Regions from separate parts of the Homo sapiens genome. Here region 2 is linked to region 1. A link is a contact called in ENCODE Hi-C data. All regions are on one chromosome and are shown on one strand. The core of a region is the stretch at or near the end of the contact, and the rest is flanking DNA. Distances in the headings are between cores, read along the strand shown. Region 1 holds the start of PANK1 (pantothenate kinase 1). Region 2 holds the start of CPEB3 (cytoplasmic polyadenylation element binding protein 3).

Region 1 (4,807 bases), core at 1,341-3,840:
CCGTATTCAAAGCCGTCCTGAGCCGCATGCAGGCTGTGGGCCACAGGCTAGACAAGCTTGATATAAGTCATTTATCCAGTCACAAATAATTACCAAGTGCCTCCTAGGGATAGAGTGATGAACAAGTCATCTGCCTTAAAGATGCTTACAGTGAAGTGGGGTAAGATGGGCAATCAAATAATAATAATGTCTTTTTCTAGCACTTACAATGTGCTGGACACTTTACATATGTTAACCTTAAATAATGAGATTTAGAGAACATGATTAAGTATGAAGTTTGAGTGCAAAGCTTGAGGATAGCCACCTGGAAACACTAACTCCAAATGAGTGGGATCAGTGCTCCAAAGTGGAGAAGTTAAGATTTCACTTATACTGGCAGAGATGGAGAAGTTCCAGCAGAATTACATTTTCCATACAAGACCAATGCATATGCCACAGCGATTTGATTGGTTGCAGACTGCTGCATTCCAAGGAAGATTATTACTCTGTGAGGAGAGGCAGTGATCCAAGGGATTAGTATCTCTGGCCCTGCTCGGTCTTCCTAATTATTTACAAGGAAAAAAGGCAAGCCCAGGCATGGTGGCTCATTCCTATAATTCCAATACTTTGGGAGGCCAAGGTGGGAGGATCGCTTGAGCCCAGGAGTTGGAGGCTACAGTAAGCTACGACTGTGCCACTGCACTCCAGCCTGGGTGAAGGAGTGAGACCTTGTCTTAAAAAAAAAAAAAAAAAAAGCAGAAGTTGTAGCTGCATAGCCACATTTCTCTCAAGTCTCACAAAAAAGTTCCAATAGCTTGAAGTTTGAATTAATTTTACGCATGTGTTATGCATTTCATCAGTCTAACAACTCAGTGATGTCCTATTATTCTCAAGTTACAAATGAGGGAACAGATGCATGGTATAGTTACAAAATGATAAGGAGTCATAAACAGAGTACAAGGAGTAGGAAGAGGGTATGGCAGGGAGACCTAATGTAGCCCTAAGGGTCAGGGAACATTTCTCTAAATATGAGAAGTTAAAGAGGAGATCTAAAGTTGGAGTCTAGTAGACAAAAGAGGTCTTAGAGAAGAGACTTCTCTAAGGCAATGGAAACAGCAGAATGTTGTTTAAGGAATTGAAGGCAGCACAGGGAGCCCCTGATGAGGCAGGAGAGGTAGGGAGGGGCCAGATCACCTGGGTTTTTTTCTCTGTCTTTAAATAGCATAAGGTTAGGGAAGCTAAGAGAGTTGAGATTTGGAGTTTAGTCCCACCTTTGCTCTTAATAACCTCAGCCATCTGTCTGCAGCTCAGTTTCCTGATACGAAAAAAGTATGCAAGAGTGGATAGACCAGAGTGCTCCAGTGGCCCCCATGGTTCTCAAGCTCTGATTCTAGGTAAGGCTCTGCTGGAAGGAATTGCCAGATGCAAGCCCTAGATGCTGCTGAATGCACTGAAGCCCAGGGGCCCAGCAACCCAGTAGCCAGCCAGCACCTGCCAGACTCTGACTCCTCTGTAGATTAATTGCAAATCACGGAGAATATCACAAAATAAATCACACAATAAATACGGCTGTAAGCATGGTTTGTTCCCCTGTCGAAACAAAGGGTGAACTGCTAATCATAATAGCGTAATAAGGAAAACTAGCTTTCTGAGCATTTACTGTGTGCCAGGATTGTACCAGGTACTTTTAGTAGATTTTCTCACAACAGCCCCATTATGGATAGGAAAGTGAGGCCTCAAGAGATTGCATAACTTTGGGAAGGTATTCACCACCCAAATTAGTCCTGCATAGTGAGCATGGACAGTCCCGTTTCCTATTGCTAGAAGTGTTACCTTGAGCATTAACGTTATCTGGGTTTGCTCAGTGGCTGAGTTGGAATTTGAACCCAGTGCTAACTCCAAAGCTCGTAGTGCTGGTCACCACGTGATGCCGCCTTCCCTTCTTAGAAGAGGCAACTCCTTACTCTATAAATAACATGACATTGTCTTTTGAAGTCCTTTCTGGGTGAGGAAAGTGCTTTTTATAGCATGGAATTGCTCCTGTTTACTTGATCTCTTTCAGCACCGATTAATCCTGCCTACAGTTTTGTCCTTCACTGTCCTTACACTGTATTCCTAGGTTTCCTCCCTGCAAAAGACAACTCCATGAGACCACATGGTGTTTGAGTGTGTGTGCGTGCCAGCAAAGAAATTTCACTCCCCTCCCTCCCCAAGTCTGCCAACTTTTCTATAAATAATTGTTCTCCCTCCCCTCAGGCCTCTAAGTAGTTTGGTCACTTAACCAAACGCACAGGCACACACGCGCGCGCGCGTAAGCACACACTCACAAAGCGGGGAGGGTAACGTGAATGACCTTGCAAAGGTATCTTGCTCACTGGGGACAGGATTAGCAAACCTGACACCTCTGCAAATAATTGTCTTCCTCCCGTATTCCTCCTGAAACGGTTCGCTCCTTTCGCTGTCTCTCCCAGACCCATCTGGTTTTCACATCGCCATACAAAGCCCAACCCGCCCATCTCCTCTCTGCAAGCCCAGAGAACTTGATTCCCCATGTTGAAACTCGTCGGTGGCGGTGGCGGGCAGGACTGGGCATGCTCAGTGGCGGGGACCAGTCTGGGAGGCGAGGAAGCCGCGTTTGAAGTCGCGCGGCCTGGGGATCAGGGGAAGGCGGGCGGCGGGAGCCCCGGCTGGGGGTGCGCGGGGATCCCCGATTCCGCGCCCGGGGCTGGCGTGCTCCAGGCCGGCGCCGTGGGGCCGGCGCGCGGGGGGCAGGGCGCAGAGGAGGTGGGGGAGTCGGCAGGAGGAGGGGAGGAGCGCCGGGTTCGCCATCCCCAGGCGCCGGCTCTGCGGCTGCTGAATCGGAAGCCGCAGGGAGGATCCGGGGAAATAAAGACGCCGGAGAATGACCTCCAGCGAGGCCGCCTGAGCCGGGGCCCGCGCACAGCCCCGCCAGCCCCCGGCATGGGCGACCGCAGCGGGCAGCAGGAGCGCTCGGTCCCGCACTCTCCAGGGGCCCCCGTGGGCACCAGCGCCGCCGCTGTGAACGGGCTGCTGCACAACGGCTTCCATCCGCCGCCAGTCCAGCCGCCGCACGTCTGCAGCCGGGGTCCAGTGGGCGGCAGCGACGCGGCGCCCCAGCGCCTCCCGCTCCTGCCGGAGCTGCAGCCGCAGCCACTGCTCCCTCAGCATGACTCCCCGGCCAAGAAATGCCGGCTGCGGAGGAGGATGGACTCGGGGAGAAAGAACAGGCCGCGTAAGTCCCGCTGGGAGGGGAGCGCGGGCGCAAGGCAGACGCAGCGTGCGGGGCCCGGGACTGGGAGCGGCTGAGGCAGGCGCCGCAGCACGCCCCGTGCGCCCCCGCGTCTGCGGTCGAGGGACTGCACAGAGTAGGTTCCCGGGACTGATTCTTTTCCTAGGGGACATCAAGCACTACAGGTCTTTGCCTGAGCCTGCCCTTTGCTCGCTTCTATCAGTAGAACGAGGATTGGACACGAAGCTTGAGCGGGTCCCTAGGTCAAGGATATATAATAAGCGAACGCTCTGTCCGCCCTTCTAATTGGTGGCTGGGAAAACGCAGGTGTGTGAACATTTGCTGGGGTCCAGGAGTGAGGATAAAGTGGGCGGCACACCGAGGGTGCTCTCTCCTTTCTCACCCCTCTCGCTTCTCTGAGCGCGTCCTACTGGGGTTGCCTGCCCTTTGAATCACAGAGTAGCCAGCAGCGTCTCGGGTCTATTGGAGAGCGCAAGTCTGGAGGCGTGGAGTTTAACTACCCCCCAAAATCACAGCCTATTAGAAGCTGTTTCTTCACGGCCAATGAGAGGGTTTTTTGGGAGGGACACACCCACTGATACCATGTGGGCCGGAACTATGTGGACCAATGAGGATTGGAGGTGGATTTTTTTTTTCAACGAAGGGGGAGGTTGAGTTGAGGGTTTGTAATTGTAATGTACACCGGAGAAAGCCGAAGTGCATTATTTCACAATCTAAAGCTTGTATATATAATGGTAGTTTGTAAAGTGTACCTTCCCCACAGGACGCTGTGGGATGTAAATTTGTAGGTCGAGTTTACAGCTGGTTTTTCTTGACTGAAGCTCATTCAACTGGTTACTTCTTTGTGGGTGTCTTTAATGAAGCTTATAAATGGCAAAAAGCAAAGTAAGTACAGTAAATGCTAATAAATGACTGCATTTGCATAGAGGTTATGCTGTTCGATATAGGGAAATTGTTAAGTAGGTTTTGGATTTCTGTGAAAGTTTAATGTTTGGCAAATAACACCTTCACTTTTCCCTGTTTCTATGTCTTTTTGACTCTTAGCTTTTCTGTATTGGATTAAGGTTTCTAAGACCTTGGAAAGCCCTTTGACATGACTGTGGGTGACTCTGGTACTTGTATTTTGTGGGTTTGAAATGTTAAATTTGTAGGTTAAGATTTTGTGTGGAACTTTAAAGCCAAACAGCAGATTTGGCTACAGTTGTAAGGTGTAAGGTTGTAATCTAGCACCTGAATTTTTATTTGCTTTTGTTTTTGATACTTGTTAGAAAATGACTTTCATTAGTATTAATATTTTAAAAGTCAGGACTTAATATTGATTACCTGTGATTTATAAACCTGTTTCACTTATTTTGAAGCTATACTTCAGTTATTTCTCTTATCTACATTGACAGATTGTACTAGAGTTTGCAATGAAAATAGCTAAAATATAATGAAAGGGAGCTTCTAGCTTAATCTTCTATGTTTAATTGAGGATATAACACCTCTTGAAATAACTTCTGAGGAATTGAAAATACACCCTCTAGGAATATCTTGAAGACAGAGAAAAACTAACCT
Region 2 (4,807 bases), core at 1,473-3,972, 2.6 Mb before region 1:
TCACTAGCTTTTTTTTTTGAGATGGAGTTCCACTCTGTCACTCAGGCTGGAGTACAATGGTGCGATCTCAGCTCACTGCAACCTCCGTCTCCCAGGTTCAAGCAATTCTCATGCCTCAGCCTCCCGAGAGTTGGAACTACAGGCCCACGCCACTACGCCTGCCTAATTTTTGTATTTTTTTTTTTTTTTTTAGTAGAGACAGGGTTTCACCATGTTGGCTAGGCTGGTCTCAAAGGCCTGAGCTCTAGTGATCTGCCTGCCTTGGCCTCCCAAAGTGCTGGGATTACAAGGGTGAGCCACCGTGCCCAGGCTCACTCTTTGGCTTCTTACTTTTATGGAAATATCCAAAGAGCATATGAAAAGTTAGGTCAGCTTTTGGACATAAGAACTTTTCTAGGCTGGGCACGATGGCTCATGCCTGACAATCCAGCACTTTGGGAGGCTAGGCGGGAGGATCACTTGAGCCCAGGAGTTTGAGACCAGCACAGGCAACATGGCAAAACTCTGGCTCTATAAAAATACAAAAAATTAGCTGGGCATGGTGGTATGTGTTGTGGTCCCAGCTACTAGGGAGGCTGAGGTAGGAGGATCACCTGAGCCTGGGAGGCGGGGGTTGCAGTGAGTTGAGATCATGCCAATGCCACTGCCACTGCCACTGCATTCCAGTCTGGGCAACAGAGACCCTGTCTCAAAAAAAGAAGAAAAAAAGTCACTATGTAAAAATGAAAAGCAGGAGGCCCTCAAAGGAAAAAAATTAACTACAAAATACCCCACATCAGAACAGGGTCTCAACAGAATAGAACTGGCAGTGGCAGGTGGTTTCCTCTGGGCATATTTTAATTTGCCACAATTTGCCAATTTACAATGAAAGGAAAACCTGGTAAATTATCAGACCCCCTAGACAACTGGGGAAACTGACAAATAAGTTTGTGCATTAGTTCATACAACAAATACTTACTGATTACCTACTGAGTACCAGGCTCTGTTCTGGGATTCAAGATAAACAATAGTAAGTTTCTGCTTCCAAGAGCTTATAAACCACACACATATCACACACATATATATATAAAGCAGTCAATACAATTGTCAGGATGTTGACCTGAAACAAGGGCTGGATGAATCACCAGTTATCTCAACTGAAAAAAATCAGTGACATAATTCCTATTAACTGAGATGGCTCAAAATTCTAAGCTCCAAAAAAATGTCTGTCACTCTGGAAGGATGTGTACCCTTGGGTCATTTGTGTTCTGGGTGTGGCAGGCCCAAAAGCATTTAACTGGGTATAAACTCAATTAAGGGAGGGCCTTCATTTAACACCTTACAGTTGGAATTTTACTGAGTACAAAGAGTTGGTACCACCTGCTGAAATGGGTGGCAAGTGGTGTCTATTGAGAATTGTAAGCAACCACAAACATCATGAATTAGCTTGTACAACTTGCTATGCCAGGAAGTAAGACTTGGCTCGGGGGAAATGTGGATCTAGAGTCTCCAAAAACTCATGGTAGGACCCACGGACCAGAATTTCAACAGCAGAGGGCGGTGCACCCGACTTCACAAAGAGTTTTACCGACTGGGGCCCCCCAAGAATGGGCAACTGGACTCCTGTACGAGCTGAAACGTCTTCAATGAACTCAACGATCGTCAAGTACACTAAATGTTCAGCGTTGGACTCATTTGGCTGTTTTCCATAACCTCTACTCTGGTCTGACCGTTAAATCTCCCTTGCGGATACTCTGACCTTACAGTTCGGAGGTGGGGACGGGATGGGGCGGGGGGGACGGGGGGTGCGGGTTCAGGGAAAGTGGGAGAATGAAATCAGCCTATCAGGCTTTCCAAAAGAATGCTTATCATTGGTTCTCAGACAGAGACTTAAAATTATAAGGGGGTCATTCCCCTGAAAGATAACCCGGTTCTTGCCAGTGACATCGCTGACAAACACTTCACAAGTTGGGGAGGGGGAAGGGGGAGGGGAAGAGGGTAAGGAAAACTAATTTTGTGGATTAACAGGAGTCCCTCTCAGGTCAAAACGGGGTTCCAAGGAAACCAGACGCCACTCCTTAGCTAAGTTTCACCCAAAGTCTACGACCCAGGCCGCTCGCTCTGTCCTCCCCCAGGTCTAGACTCCAAACTTTTTGCCCCTCTCACGGCCCCCTGGCCGTGGAACTCCTCCCGGCACGCCGGGTTCTGCTCACCAAGAGCCTCGAGGGCGGGCGCGGGCAGGGCCAGAGCGAGGGTCGGCGGCTCCCGGTCCCCCCCACAGCTGCCCGTACCTGTCCAGCATCTGCTGTAGGGCTTGGTCCGGCATCTTCCGCGGAGCCGGCGCACACGGCCTTCCCCAGTGGACCCGCTCAAGGCCAGGCCCAGGGACAATAGCACTGAGAGGCGGCGGAGTAGGCCGCAGTCCGGCGGCAGCCGCGAACCCGTCACCCAGCTTCCCGGGGCAGCTCCGCTAGCCTGGCGGCGGCGGTGCAGGGCCTGCGGGAGTCCGGCGGAGGCGGCGGAGAGCGAGGAGGAGGAGCCTGAGGCGGGGAGGCGGCGATCGCGGCCCGGGTTCCCGTCCGTCGGCCCGAGGTTCCGGTCCATGGACCGCGGGCGCCGAGTTGCTGCCGGCGGAGGAGCTACCTTTGTGAGGTAAGAGTCGCCGCCTCCGTGCGCGCCAGGGTTACGACGCAGGGCGGCCCAGAGCAGCCTGGGAGATGTAGTCTTCGGACCGTCTCCACTAGAGGCTGCACAGCCCGCCCGGACCAACGCCTCCGCGCCTGCCGCCGTCTGGCCGGCGCCCTCCCGTTTCCTTCCTCCAGGGGGAAAAAATGTCTTTCGGGCCGCTTTCCAGGAAGCAGCAGGATGCGCCGCTCCACTGTCGGTAGCAACAAGGTCAGCCCTCCCTGCCTGTTTGTTTTTGCCTCCGCTCTTGCCCTCAGGTGGGACCGAGCCAGGTGAGGGGAGGGGGCTGAAGGGCCATTTCTTATCAGGGTCCCCGGCCCCGGCCGTGGCGTCGGGGCGGTCAGTGGCGGCAGTGGGGGTGGCAGAAACTCCTTCCGAAGCCCCCGGCGCTGGAGCCAGCCTCTCCTGCGGCAGAGCCCATTTTGGGGGAATTACACCACCTCCGCGAGGGGTCGGTTGGTTTGGTGCGTGAGGTTCTTCTTGAGGGGGCGGGCAAATAGGGACTGCCTGGACCAGACAGCTTCCACCCGAGTCTCTCTGTGTGTTTGGGGCTGGGGAGTTGGGGGAAGGAAAGATGATTCTCTCCCTCTCCAGGAACCTTCTCAAATGTGCCTGGGCTTTCCAGGGCTCGCCGACAGTCTCCAAATGGAACACGTTGGTGAATAAACAGCTCTTGCTTACTCAGCTGTGGGTTGTCAGGGATGTTTGTTTCTCTCTCTGCTGCTGGTCACTGTTAACCGTTTCTAGTCGCGTTGACACCTTCAAGCAGGTGGATTGGGAGTGGCGGGGGTGGGGAATCAAAAAGGAGAAATCATCAGTCACTCCTTGGGTCAGCTTCTGACGTTCGAGGGATAGCTTTGGCGGGAGGAAAGAGCTGTCGGCTCAAACGAATGCGTTTTTTGGACGACCTGTGGCGTTTTCTCTAGGGCTGTGATTGGTAGGACGCTGGTAGTTTTCCCTTGATTATGTCTAATATCTGCTACAAGGTGTTTGATTTTTTAAAAAATGAAAATGTGTTTTTAAAGCTCTTTTTATATGTAGAATTTTACAATCAACTTTTCATTATCTGTTCAAAATTTGCGAAGTATATTTGAACTAGAGTGTTCATTGCTGGGAAAAAACAACAAACCCAAAAAATGTGACCAGAAGCTTACTTGGCCTCCAATTTTTGAAATATGTTTTTGAGAAACAGCACCCACCCCCCCCCACCACACACATACACACACACTCCTCCTAGGGAAAGAAAATGAGTATTTAGTTTAATCGGGGTGTCTAATATTTTATATATATTTGTATTATATATAATATATATGTATTATATAATATATAATACATTTATAATATATAATACATATATACATTTATAATATATAATACATATATATATATATATATATATATATTTTTTTTTTTTTTTGGTAGAGACGCGGTCTCGCCATGTTGCCCAGGCTGGTCTTGCAACTCCTGGGCTCAAGCGAGCCACCCGCATTGGTCTCCCAAAGTGTTGGGATTACAGATGTGAGTCACCGCATGTGACCAGTGTCTAATATTTTATTTAATTAATTCATTTATTTAATTAATTCATTGATTTTGAGAGATGGAGTCTTGCTCTGTTGCCCAGGCTGGAGTGCAGTGGCGCTGTCTTGACTCACTGCAAGCTCCACTTCCTGACTTCAAGTGATCCTTCTAGCCTCAGCTTCCCAAGTAGCTGGGACTACAGGTGTGTGCCACCACACCCAGCTAATTTTTGTGTTTTTTAGTAGAGATGGGGTTTCACTATATGTTGACCAGGCTGGTCTCGAACTTCTGACCTCAGGCGATCAGCCCGTCTCGGCCTCCCAAAGTGCTGGGATTACAGGGGCGAGCCACCGCGCCTGGTCTATTTTATTTTTTTGAGACGGAGTCTCGCTGTGTTGCTCAGGATGGAGTGCAGTGGCACTATCTTGGCTCACTGCAGTCTCCTCCTCCGGGTTCAGGTGATTATCGTGCCTCAGCCTCCGGAGTAGCTGGGATTACAGGCTCGCACCACCATGCCTGGCTAACTTTTGTATTTTTGGCAGAGGCAGGGTCTCACCATGTTGACCAGGCTGATCTTGAACTGATCTCAGGTGATCTGCCTGCCTCGGCCTCCCATAGGGCTGGG

What was found. A loop is a pair of places that touch in the nucleus more often than their neighbours do. Pooled maps may share reads with other maps.
Region 2: a loop to region 1 is called in a map of naive thymus-derived CD4-positive, alpha-beta T cell, with 9 times the contacts of the local background. The contact joins the promoter of CPEB3 here to the promoter of PANK1 in region 1. A Hi-C loop is called at or near these places in 1 of 168 maps with a recorded cell type or tissue (naive thymus-derived CD4-positive, alpha-beta T cell), 1 of 37 single-sample maps with no recorded cell type and 6 of 50 pooled maps.

Annotation. Positions count from the first base shown.
Region 1 is chr10:89,643,025-89,647,831 of GRCh38, reverse strand. PANK1 (pantothenate kinase 1) reads left to right here and starts at 2,590. Exons shown (of 7, transcript NM_148977.3): 1 at 2,590-3,232. The coding sequence starts at 2,941. PANK1-AS1 (PANK1 antisense RNA 1) reads right to left here and starts at 3,718. Exons shown (of 5, transcript NR_184344.1): 1 at 3,633-3,718. RefSeq lists silencers at 2,587-3,066, 3,767-3,816.
Region 2 is chr10:92,288,993-92,293,799 of GRCh38, reverse strand. CPEB3 (cytoplasmic polyadenylation element binding protein 3) reads left to right here and starts at 2,722. Exons shown (of 10, transcript NM_014912.5): 1 at 2,722-2,874. MARCHF5 (membrane associated ring-CH-type finger 5) reads right to left here and starts at 2,633. Exons shown (of 6, transcript NM_017824.5): 1 at 2,271-2,633. The coding sequence starts at 2,305. RefSeq lists enhancers at 1,693-2,271, 3,219-3,428 and a silencer at 2,409-2,658.